Linked DNA regions of Homo sapiens: region 2 is linked to region 1. Evidence: read pairs that join two places in POLR2A ChIA-PET (ENCODE). Cell type or tissue: OCI-LY7. All regions are shown on one strand. Each heading gives the region's core, and the rest is flanking DNA. Links, peaks and the distances in the headings are about the cores only.

Region 1 (5,382 bases), core at 258-5,257:
TCTGCTTCCAGCCTGTGTTTCTGATATCATATTGTTTTCAGCTACACTGTGATCTTTCTATTCTTCCAGCACACTAACCCTACAGGATGCTCTTTAACCTTTTGAGATGATTTCTTCTAGTCATTCAAATCTCATATGCATGTAGAATCCTAATCACAACTTGTCATTTTTATAATGCCTTAAATTAGTAAACTTACCCATTAGACAGTCAGTTTGAGCATTTCATCATTGTCCTTTTAGTGGTTGGGGTTGAGTCCTGGCTGACATTCCCTTCACGAGGCCGGTGTACCTGTTTGCCCCACTTGTTGTGAATGTCAGCTGCTGGTGGCCCTCAGCTGCCCTTTCTCTGCAACATTGTCCTCAGCTAAATCGGAGTCCTAGTGCCTGGGAGGTGTCCTCCTACCCTAGTAGCCCACAGCCCATTATCATGTGGTACAAAAGCCCAGCCCATTACCTCAGGGTGGCTCTGACTCCAATGCAGGATGTGCTCCAGTGTTTTCCTGTGTTGGGACTAAAGCTAGTCTCCAGTCAAGGGCACATCCTTGCTTTGCTTTGCGTGTCTCTGCACTATCCTCCTTCCTTCACTTCCTTTCTGAGATCATACCCCCAACAAATCACTTGTAATAAATCAGTCTCTGCTTCTAGGGACTAAGACATTTCCAAATTTAATACATCTGCTTTTCAAACCTCTTTACAGCAGATAAGTACGCAAATATGATCACAAAACGTACTAATATCCTATAGCACAACTTGTAGAAATGCCAAGTCTTTAGATGAATATTTGTTTTCTTTTAGACTTTCTCAGGTTTTTTGTATTTCTATCATTTTTATACTACTTTAGGATTTTAGTAATTTGATTAGGCCAAAAAGAAAAAGAATACTGTCTCAGACAAGCCAAGGTTTCAGGCCCTGGGTTGTCAACTGATTGATACTCAGCTGGTACATGGGACCTGGCAGTATAGCCCAAGGGACTCCAAACTTGAACCCCTAGTCTAAAGGCTTTTACCTATGTCATGTTACTCTTGAAGTCCTTGTAGGTCATAGAGATTTGATATTTTGAGTATAGAGACTTAATGGCTTTCCAAGTAATTAGGATTTCTTTAAGTTTTATTTTCCTGGCAGTACCCCACCAAACTGGTCTGTGGGCATTATTAAATTAATATATATGCCAGGTGCACCTGTAGTCCCGGCTTCTTGGGAGGCTGAGGCAGGAGGATTGCTTGAGGTCAGGAGTTTGAGGCTGAGGTGTGGTATGAGCATGCCTGTGAATAGCCACTACACTGCAGCCTAGGCAACATAGCAAGATCCCACCTCTAAATTTTTTTTTAAATGGAAAAAAATGTGTATGTATATTTCTTTATAGTGCTTTATGATGATTAGTAGGTTTTTAAAAAATAATAAAGATTTCCGCCAGGCGCGGTGGCTCACGCCTGTAATCCCAGCACTTTGGGAGGCCGAGGCAGGAGGATCACCTGAGGTCGGGAGTTCGAGACCAGCCTGACCTACATGGAGAAACCCTGTCTCTACTAAAAATACAAAATAAGCCGGGCATGGTGGTGCGTGCCTGTAATCCCAGCTACTTGGGAGGCTCAGTCAGGAGAATTGCTTGAACCTGGGAGGCGGAGGTTGCAGTGAGCCGAGATCGCGCCATTGCACTCCAGCCTCTGTCTCAAAAAAAAAAAATAATAATAATAATAGAGATTTCCTTTACTAGGAGATAAAGGATTGCGTCTGTATAGTTAGCATTGCTCTTTAGAGGAAGCATTGAACACACTGGAAGAAGCTCTTTTTAATTGGTTATTGGGATAACCAACAATTCTTATCAGCCACTGGGCTATCTTTCTACCTGGTGTATTTGCTATTTTTCCAAGACTTTTTGAATCATTCCCAAGATTTTGTTCACTCTGTCCTGCTTACACAGATAGAAACATTGTATTTTTTTTGGAAGAAATAAAATATCCATATATAGTAATTCTTACCTACTTAGTCAAATCAATAAAAGTCAAGTTATATGTATTTCATTGACATTATAACTACCTTTTTATGTACTTTAAAACTTTTTTTTAGTATTATTATTTTAATTACTTTATGTTCAGATTGTCACCACCTTGCCAGGGGAAGCTTCTTAGTCCTTTTAGCAATTTCCCTGAATTTTTTTTTTTTTTTTTTTTTTTTTTTTTCTGAGACAGGGTCTGTCACTCAGCTGCCCAGGCTGGAGTACAGTGGTACGATCTTAGCTCACCGCAGCCTCAAGCTTCTGGGCTCAAGCAGTCCTCCCACCTCAGCGTGCCAAGTAGCTAGGACCACAAGGTGTGTGCCACCACACCCAGCTAATTTTTTTTTTTTTTGTGTAGAGACAAGGTCTCACTACATTGCCCAGGCTGGTCTTGAACTCCTGGCCTCAAGTGATTCTCCCACCTCAGCCTCCCAAAGTGCTGAGATTATGGGTGTGGGCCACCATGCCCAGCCTTGCCCTTGTTTTTGAAAGCATCCTTGAATTCTGGCAGAAATAGTTCCAAATTCATTCTTACCGTTTTTCCTGCCCCAAGACTTGGAATCAACTATTCTTCAAGGATTGTATTTCATCTAATGAAGGGTAACACAAAATTTGGGTGATAGGGCTACATGTAAGAGTTGGTGGTAAGCAAGAGTGCCACAGCTGCTAGGCGCATCAGCTCATGCCTGTAATCCCAGCTACTTAGGAGGCTGAAGTAGGAGCATCATTTGAGAAGTTTCCAGGAGCTTGAAACCAGCCTAGGCAACATAATGAGACTCTATCTCTTAAAAATAGAAAAAAAAAAAAAAATAGCTGGGTACCTACAGTCCTGGCTAATCAGGAGGCTGAAGCAGGATCACTTGAGCTCAAGAGTTCAAGACTAGCCTAGGCAATATAGCGAGACCCGTCTCAAAAAAAAAAAAAAAAAAAGGCGGGGGGCAGGCATGCAACAACTGCTGTTGAGCCATTCTTAGTGCTGATGGTACTTCAGAAGAATGCCTCGTAAGGTCATAAACTCTCATTGATTATTCCAATTTAGTGTATTATGTTGTTATCCCACCTGTCTTTATGGATTCAGGGTTTTGCCGTATGATGACACTACAAAGAGACCTTACTTGACCTCCCTGTGGCCCTCCCTCAGTCACTGTTGATCAATTACATAACCCTGTTTTACTTCCTTCATGACACTTATTTTCTTAGATCCTCCTTTTTATATGCTTACTTGGCTTGTCTGTCCTCCGTTCTGCTCTATCCCCAGTGTAAGCTCCATGAAGGCAGAGACTGACTATTCTGAATCCTACAATAGTGTCTAGTTAGTAAAAGACATTAAGGTCTTGGGACATATACGCTGTATTTTCTCACCTTGTTAACTTTACCATTGTCTTATGGTATGTTTTTTTCCTTCCCGAGACATTTTGCAAAGCTTTGATCTTGCTGAGAAATAAGAATCTCATCAATCCATCAAGCCTGCTAGAACTCTTCTTTGAACTTTTTCGTTGCCATGATAAACTTCTGCGAAAGGTAAAGGGCAAAACAAATATTTCCCTGCATCTTCCTTGAGGCGACATAAAATTTTGTTGTCTCTTGAATTATCGATGCTTTACATTGTTAATAATAACTTTAACAGGAAAAAGCAACCATTGTGTGCATGCTATATGGTGTTAATAGCCATATTTATTGAGTGCATACTTTGTGCCAGGCACCATTCTCAGAGCTTTGTGTATTTACTCATTTACTCACAAAGCCCTATGAGAGAGGGATCCTCATTATTATTATTCTTACTTTGCAGATGAAAGGGCTGAGGTTAAAGAGAGATAGAGTAACTTGCCCACTCTCACACTGCTTCTTAGTGGTGGGATTGGATATAAGCCCAGGCTCTGGTTCCAGAACCCAAGCCTTTTACTACTGCACCATACTGGCTGGCTAAATCAGGACATTGGTACTCACAGCTATAACTGACCCACTCCCCCACAAAAAACTTTTTTGTTGTTATTAACATTTTCCCATGATTTTGCATTTGCTTATATAAGACTAGAAGCTGAAGATTTATGAAAGAAATTTAAGATGGAGAAACTTGGCTGGACACTGTGGCTCACACCTACAATACCAGCATTTTGGGAGGCTGAGGTGGGAGGATCACTTGAGTCCAGGAGTTTGAGACCAGCCTGGGCAACACAGCAAGACCACTGCTGTATTTAAAGAAAAAAAGGAAAGAAAAATTTAAGTTTACATTCATTAATTTAAAATTTTTTTCAAAGTATTAAGAGACTACCACTGTTTGATTTTAGCAATTGTACTTCTTGGTCTAATTTGTGGAATAAAAGTGGTCCATGGGAGCATGGTGTGGGCACCAGTGATATATGCATTCACAGTATTTTCCTGCATGCAGTTAGGTGCTTGGTAAATTGGAGCATTTTTTTTTTAATAACACTTTTATTGAGATATAATTTATGTAAAATTCATCCACTTAAAGTGTACAATTCAGTGTTTTTTAGTGTATTCACAGCGTGGTACAACCATCACTGCAAACAATTTTTGAACATTTTGTCACCCCCAAAAGAAACTCTATTCCAATTAGTAGTTAATCCTGTTCCTCATCCCTTTTAGCTCTAGGTAATCACCAGTCTACTTTGGGTCACTATAGATTTGTGTGTTTTGGAAATTTTATATAAGTGGAATCATAACAATATGTGGTCTTTAGTGACTAGATTCTTTCACTTAGCATAATGTTTCCAAGATTCATTCATGTTGTAGCACGTATCAGTACTTTATTCCTTTTTGTTGCCAAATAATATTCCATTGTATGGATATACCACATTTTGTTTATCCATTCATCAGTTAGTGGAAATTTAAGTTATTTCCACTTTTTGGCCACTATGAATAAGGCTGCTATGAATGTTTGTGTGAACACTGATGTTTTCATTTTCTAGGATATATACCTAGGAGAATTGTGCCGTATTACATTAAACTCCATGTTTAACTTCTTGAGGACAACTTTGCTTTGCTTTGTAGTTGCTTTTTTGTTTGTTTGCTTGGTTTGGGTTTCTTTTGGGATAGAATGAAAAATAGGTAAAATTAAGTCATCCTGTACATTCATACTGTTCTCCAAATTTAGCAAGGTTAAAAATGTTGGTTAGGTTTAATGTATATATTTTTGTTTCTTTTCCTCAGACTTTATACACACATATTGTGACTGATATCAAGAATATAAATGCAAAACACAAGAACAATAAAGTGAATGTAGTAAGTACTCTTCTGTCTTCCATGTTTGCAGCATTGTACCATCAGTGCATTAAGTCTTCTTTCTCCTCCTTTTCTGCAGGTATTGCAAAATTTCATGTACACCATGTTAAGAGATAGCAATGCAACCGCAGCCAAGATGTCTT
Region 2 (5,382 bases), core at 67-5,066, 120 kb before region 1:
AAGGAGCCGAGAAAATGTCTTTGTTGAAGAGTCAGCTAAAGTCCCTGGGAAGTGATCAGTAGAACCTGTGACTGCAACGGAACAATAAAAAGAAGGGCTGCTAAGCAAGTCTTCAAGGCATAAAGTGCTTCACTTCTATCAGGACAGGAAGTATTTTCCCAAACATGAAATAAATTGCATGTTTTAAAAAGGCTGGAACCTCTTCTCTTTTCAACAAAGAAAAATTTATTGTAGCCACATGAGCCAAACACATGATAAGGAACTTATGTGCAAAGAAATGATTTGGGCCATATATCCTTCAGTGGAAACTTTAAGAGCATCTAATCACCTACATATTTTAGTTAAATCATAGTAAACATCAAGCATCTGCATATTTGAGAGATGCAAACATGCTGAGTTTTGTATTTTTGTCTGAGTATTTGGAGTCACACAGGTTCATTTCAATGACTGAATACAGAGCTATACCTAAGAAGCCCTCATAACTGGTCAAGAATGACTCTAGCTCTTCATTCTCACCACCCGTATTCCCCGGAAAATTTCCATATTGTTCAGATCTCCACGAAGCCAATTCTCTTATTTGAGGAAGGTATATTTCCCTAGAATAGGTTCTTTATTTTTTTCCTCTCATATAGGCCAAGTCACTGCTTTATATCTGCAAATTTTCTTCAGCTAAGAAATACATTTGCTAAACAAGAAAGAGCTATTAAACATCCAGGTAAGGATTATTATTATTAACTTTGGAGACAGAGTTTCACCCTGTCACCCAGGCTGGAGTGCAGTGGGTGCAATCTTGGCTCACTGCAACCTCTGCCTCCCAGACTCAAGTGATCCTCCTGCCTCAGCCTCCCAAGTAGCTGGGACTACAGGTGCACACCACCATGCCTGGCTAAGTTTTGTATTTTTTGTAGAGATGGGGTTCCGCCATGTTGCCCAGGCTGGTCTCAAACTCCTGGGCTCAAGTGATCCACTCACCTCGGCCTTCCAAAGCGCTGGGATTACAGGCGTGAGCCACCATGCCCAACCAAGATTATTTTTAAAAATTAGAACATACTCACCAGGGTTGTAGACATAGATGGGTTGAAAATATTCTGAAATACAGACATGTTTTCATTACATGGTACTATGCTCAGATGTGAATGTCAGGATCAGTCTATTTTTAAATGTTCATTAAAAATAAAGATTGTGTTGGCTTATATTTAAGAAACATAAAAATACAGTTACTATAACAGATATAAAATTTCAATTCAAAGACAAATGGATGTGAATTCACTTTTATTTTTTTGAGACAAGAGTCTTGCTTTGTCGCCCAGGCTGGAGTGCAGTGGCACGATCCCGGCTCACTGCAACCTCTGCCTCCCGGGTTTCAAGCAATTCTCTTGCTTCAGCCGCCCAAGTAGCTAGGATTACAGGCGCCTGCCACCACACCTGGCTAATTTTTGTATTTTTAGTAGAGCCAGTTTCACATGTTGCCCAGGCTGGCCTCAAACTCCTGACCTTAAGCAATCCACCCGCCTCAGCCTCTGGATGTGGATTCATTTAAGTTACATGAAAAAAAAATTCACAGGAAAGCTAGCCAGAAAAACAGCTAGAAACAGAACCTTGCTTTTGAACTTTTTTTCTCTCTCTTCTGATACCTTTGGTATGTTTTTAAACTTTTTAATGAGGAAATCTTCAAAAGGATCCACCCAGAGCATGTCTTAATCCAAAGGCATTTTTGGTATCTTTAATTCAAATTTATTAGGCCTCTTTGATAATGCTGTTCCTTAATACTCTTAGAATTTTCTGTCTGCCTTCCCAAATCTTTCCCATAGTCCTCTAAGAAAGATTTTTTTTTTTTTTTTTGGTCACATCCTCTTATTTTTCCCCGAGGAAGTTAAAATCTACCGCATTACCCTTCTGTCATCCCATTCTCCTCCTTCCTCGACCTATATTCATGCCATTCCTTCATTGGTCTCCCAAATGTTATTTCCTAAGATAACAAAATACAGGAACAGGAGCTAGCTCTTTGCATAGGAGTCAAGTGGGAAATGGCTGAAGATGTAGGGGAATTAAGGAGTCCTTAAACTCCTATAAGGTCAGGCTCAGATGACAGTGGCGTGTTCCCTTCATGCCCAGGCCAATGCAGTGTCTGAGAGAAGAGCCACAGGCAAGTCTTGGGGTGGGGATGAGGGTGGCAGTGGGGACTGGCAGCAAAGGCTCCTAGGCTCTCCACCTGAAAAGGTACTAGCAGTAGTAGCACAATTTAGCCTTGAGAAAATGATGTTTGACAGAACGACAGTACAGTGGTGGGGTAGCTCTGACCCATAGCTATGAGAAGTAACTGATAAAATTCCTATTATAGGGATAAGACTTTAAAGCTATCTTACCTAGGTTCTCAATACAGTTTTCGGTTTTTAGTCCTGAAACACAAAGATAAAGCTTTATTAGTTAGACATAATATACCCTAGTAAATATTTCAATTAATCTATGGCTGTTGGTAACCTAATCTGTCAGCTCCTGGTTTATCAGACTCATAATTAGTAAGATGCAAATTGCAGGCTGGGCATGGTGGCTCATGCCTGTAACCCCAGCATTTCGAAAGGCTGATGCAGGAGGATCGCTTCAGCCCAGGAGTTCAAGACCAGCCTGGGCAACATAGGGAGACCCCATTTCTACAATTTTTTTTTTTAAATTAGCCAGGCATGGTGGCACACACCTGTAGTCCCAGCTACTCAGGAGGGTCAGGTGGGAGGATCGCTTGAGCCCAGGAGGTTGAAGCTGCAGTGAGCTGTGATCATGCTACTACACTCCAGCCTGGGTGACAGAGTGAGACCCTATCTCAATTATTTAAAAAAATTGCAGAACAATTATATTTTAGTATTTATAGTACAGCCACCAAACAGCCATATGACCTCTGACAAAACACCTAAGCTTTCCGGAATTCAGTTTTCTTATCTGTATCTTTTACTAGGAGACTGCTTCAAATGACTTTCAAGGGCCCATCCAGGGCTAATACCTTATCATTCTATTCTATAATTAGTCGGCAAAATTTAGGAGAAAATTTACCTGTCCAATTAATCCTCTCTTCAGATACTAAACGTCCTCAACAGCAAACCTATCCCTCTACTACAACAATTCCTATCCTTTGAAGAAGAAGAATCTCAATCAGACCTTCAACATCCTTTAACATTTGAACAAAGATCCTTCACATTCATATAAAGAAAACGGGTTGGCATGCCCCAGAATATTCATTTGTATATGAGGAAATCCACAATATTTGGAGAACAGAACGTGGCATCTGACAGTACTTTTTGAAAGGCCCTAGATGCTCTCACTGGTGATGCCCTAGAAAAAGTTGTCAGCACTGCAGTGATTCCCCTGAGACTTGACAGAAAGGGGAATCTACCAGCCAACAGCAGTAAGGTAAGAAGGTTAGTGAGACAGTATACAGATTGGGTGCAGTATGAGCCATACGGAAGGCCTACCAGAATGCATAACAAAGGTCTAGATGCCTCGTGGTCTCTACTTCATACCTGGCGAACACACTAATCTAATCTGGAAGTTCAGCTACCTGAGGAGGAGCCTCTTTACCTACAATAGGAGAATCCCTAGAGAGGCCTGGCTCCTAAAAAAGATATATACTTCTATAATCTGCTCTCAAGTCCTGCTCCATTTGTAGTGAGTGTCTGAACCAAAAACCCAGGTGATTTGGTCCACTTTCTACTGGTCCAGGAAATAACAGATGTGTTAGAATCTGGACAGTGCCCTGAGGCTAAACTCAGGCATTTGACTAGACTAGAAATTTAAAAATTGGTTCTAGAGATTATTACAAAATGTTGTCTCAGGGTATGGTGGCTCACACCTGTAATCTCAGCACTTTGGGAGACCAAGGGCGGGTGGATCACCTGAGGTCAGGAGTTAGACACCAGCCTGGCCAACATGGTGAAACCCCGTCTCCACTAAAAATACAAAAATTAGTCCAGCGTGATGGTGCGTGCCTATAATCCCAGCTAGTCGGGAGGCTGAGGCTGGAGAATCACTTGAACATGGGAGGCAGAGTTTGCAGTGAGCCAAGATTGCGCCACTGCACCCCAGCCTGGGTGACAAGAGCAAAACTCTGTCTCAAAAGAAAAAAAAAAATGTTGTCTCAGCAGGAGATGAGTGAGTACAAGCCTCATCCAGAGGGCTTATTTGAGGGTAAGGTGAAGGTGAGGGGAATTGTGGATAAGAAAGCTACAGATGTAAGTTGAAAGGTGCAGCCTGGGGACCAGGCACCAGGGGGATTTTAAAAGCCTTTTGTCTGTAGCACAAGTTAGAGCATGTTTCTCAAAGTGTAGTTTTCCAGCCACATACTTCAGAATCACCTGGGTGCTTATTAAAAAGGCAAATTCCAGGACCATAGCCAGGACTATTATTGCTACATACTTTCTAGAGGGGGATGCCTTGTGATCTGCATTTTAAATAAGCACTCCAAGTGATTTTTATGCACAAAATTTTTGAAGGCCTCCTGAATAGAAAAGAATGGGTATCTTTATTTATTATTATTTTTTCTTTTTGAGATGGAGTCTCGCTCTGTCACCCAGGCTGGAGTGCAGTGGCACGATCTCGGCTCACTGCAACCTCCGCCTCCTGGGTTCAAGCAATTCTCCTGCCTCAGCCTCCTAAGTAGCTGAAATTACAGGCACCCACCACCACATCCAGCTAATTTTTGTATTTTTAATAGAGGCAGGGTTTCACCATGTTGGCGAGGCTGGTCTTGAACTCCTGACCTTGGATGATCCACCTGCCTCATCCTCCTAAAGTGCTGAGATTACAAGCATGAGCCACTGTACTGGCCTCTTTAATGTTTAACACAGAGTCATTTTGTTAAGATTGCATTTCTCCTCCCTATTTAAACTCTGGATTTAATCTTCTGTTTAGCATTTTCAATAGCAGTAATCAAACTATTTTGAGTTTCTAAAGAAATAGCAGGGTTAAAAATGGATAAGAGAATTGGTCCAGAAATAAAAGAAGAGGCATAAATATATAAGGAATGAAAAAGGAAACCTAACAACAGATTCAGCAGATGTAAAAAGATATGAGAATATTATGAACAGCTTTATGCCTACTAATTTGAAATACAAAGGCAAATGGACAAATTCCCAGAAAAATTTAACTTACCAACCCTTAAGTAGTTTAAAATTTTTCCAGAAAGAATATACCAAGATAATTCAATTTTTATAGACAGAGTACCAGAGAGAAAGGAGTGGCACAAACAGAGAACTCCAGAGATCTGCAAAGGGTTTCCCTCAAGTATTCAGTGGAGTGCTGATCAGATTATATGTGTTAGAAAACTACCCAAGGCCAGAGAAAGAACCCACAAGGTCAAGAATAGTGTCTATTCCCATCAACCAGGCTGGAAAA

What was found. Peaks named below come from ENCODE experiments on the same cell type or tissue, not always from the same donor. Only the 100,000 strongest peaks of a DNase experiment are listed, where the experiment ranks them.
Region 2: POLR2A ChIA-PET joins it to region 1 with 12 read pairs; 4 of 35 experiments call an interaction of 5 or more read pairs at or near these places.

Annotation. Positions count from the first base shown.
Region 1 is chr4:75,975,781-75,981,162 of GRCh38, reverse strand. It overlaps SDAD1 (SDA1 domain containing 1), which reads left to right. Exons shown (of 22, transcript NM_018115.4): 4 at 3,407-3,517; 5 at 5,168-5,239; 6 at 5,319-5,382. SDAD1-AS1 (SDAD1 antisense RNA 1) reads right to left here and starts at 373. Exons shown (of 3, transcript NR_125906.1): 1 at 198-373. In OCI-LY7, for the core only: no CTCF peak of the experiment used is centred there; no DNase peak of the experiment used is centred there.
Region 2 is chr4:76,094,661-76,100,042 of GRCh38, reverse strand. It overlaps ART3 (ADP-ribosyltransferase 3 (inactive)), which reads right to left. Exons shown (of 12, transcript NM_001130016.3): 4 at 2,367-2,399; 5 at 1,056-1,088. Among named protein-coding and RNA genes, the nearest start is that of ART3, 23 kb to the right of the region's middle. RefSeq lists an enhancer at 4,002-4,503. In OCI-LY7, for the core only: no CTCF peak of the experiment used is centred there; no DNase peak of the experiment used is centred there.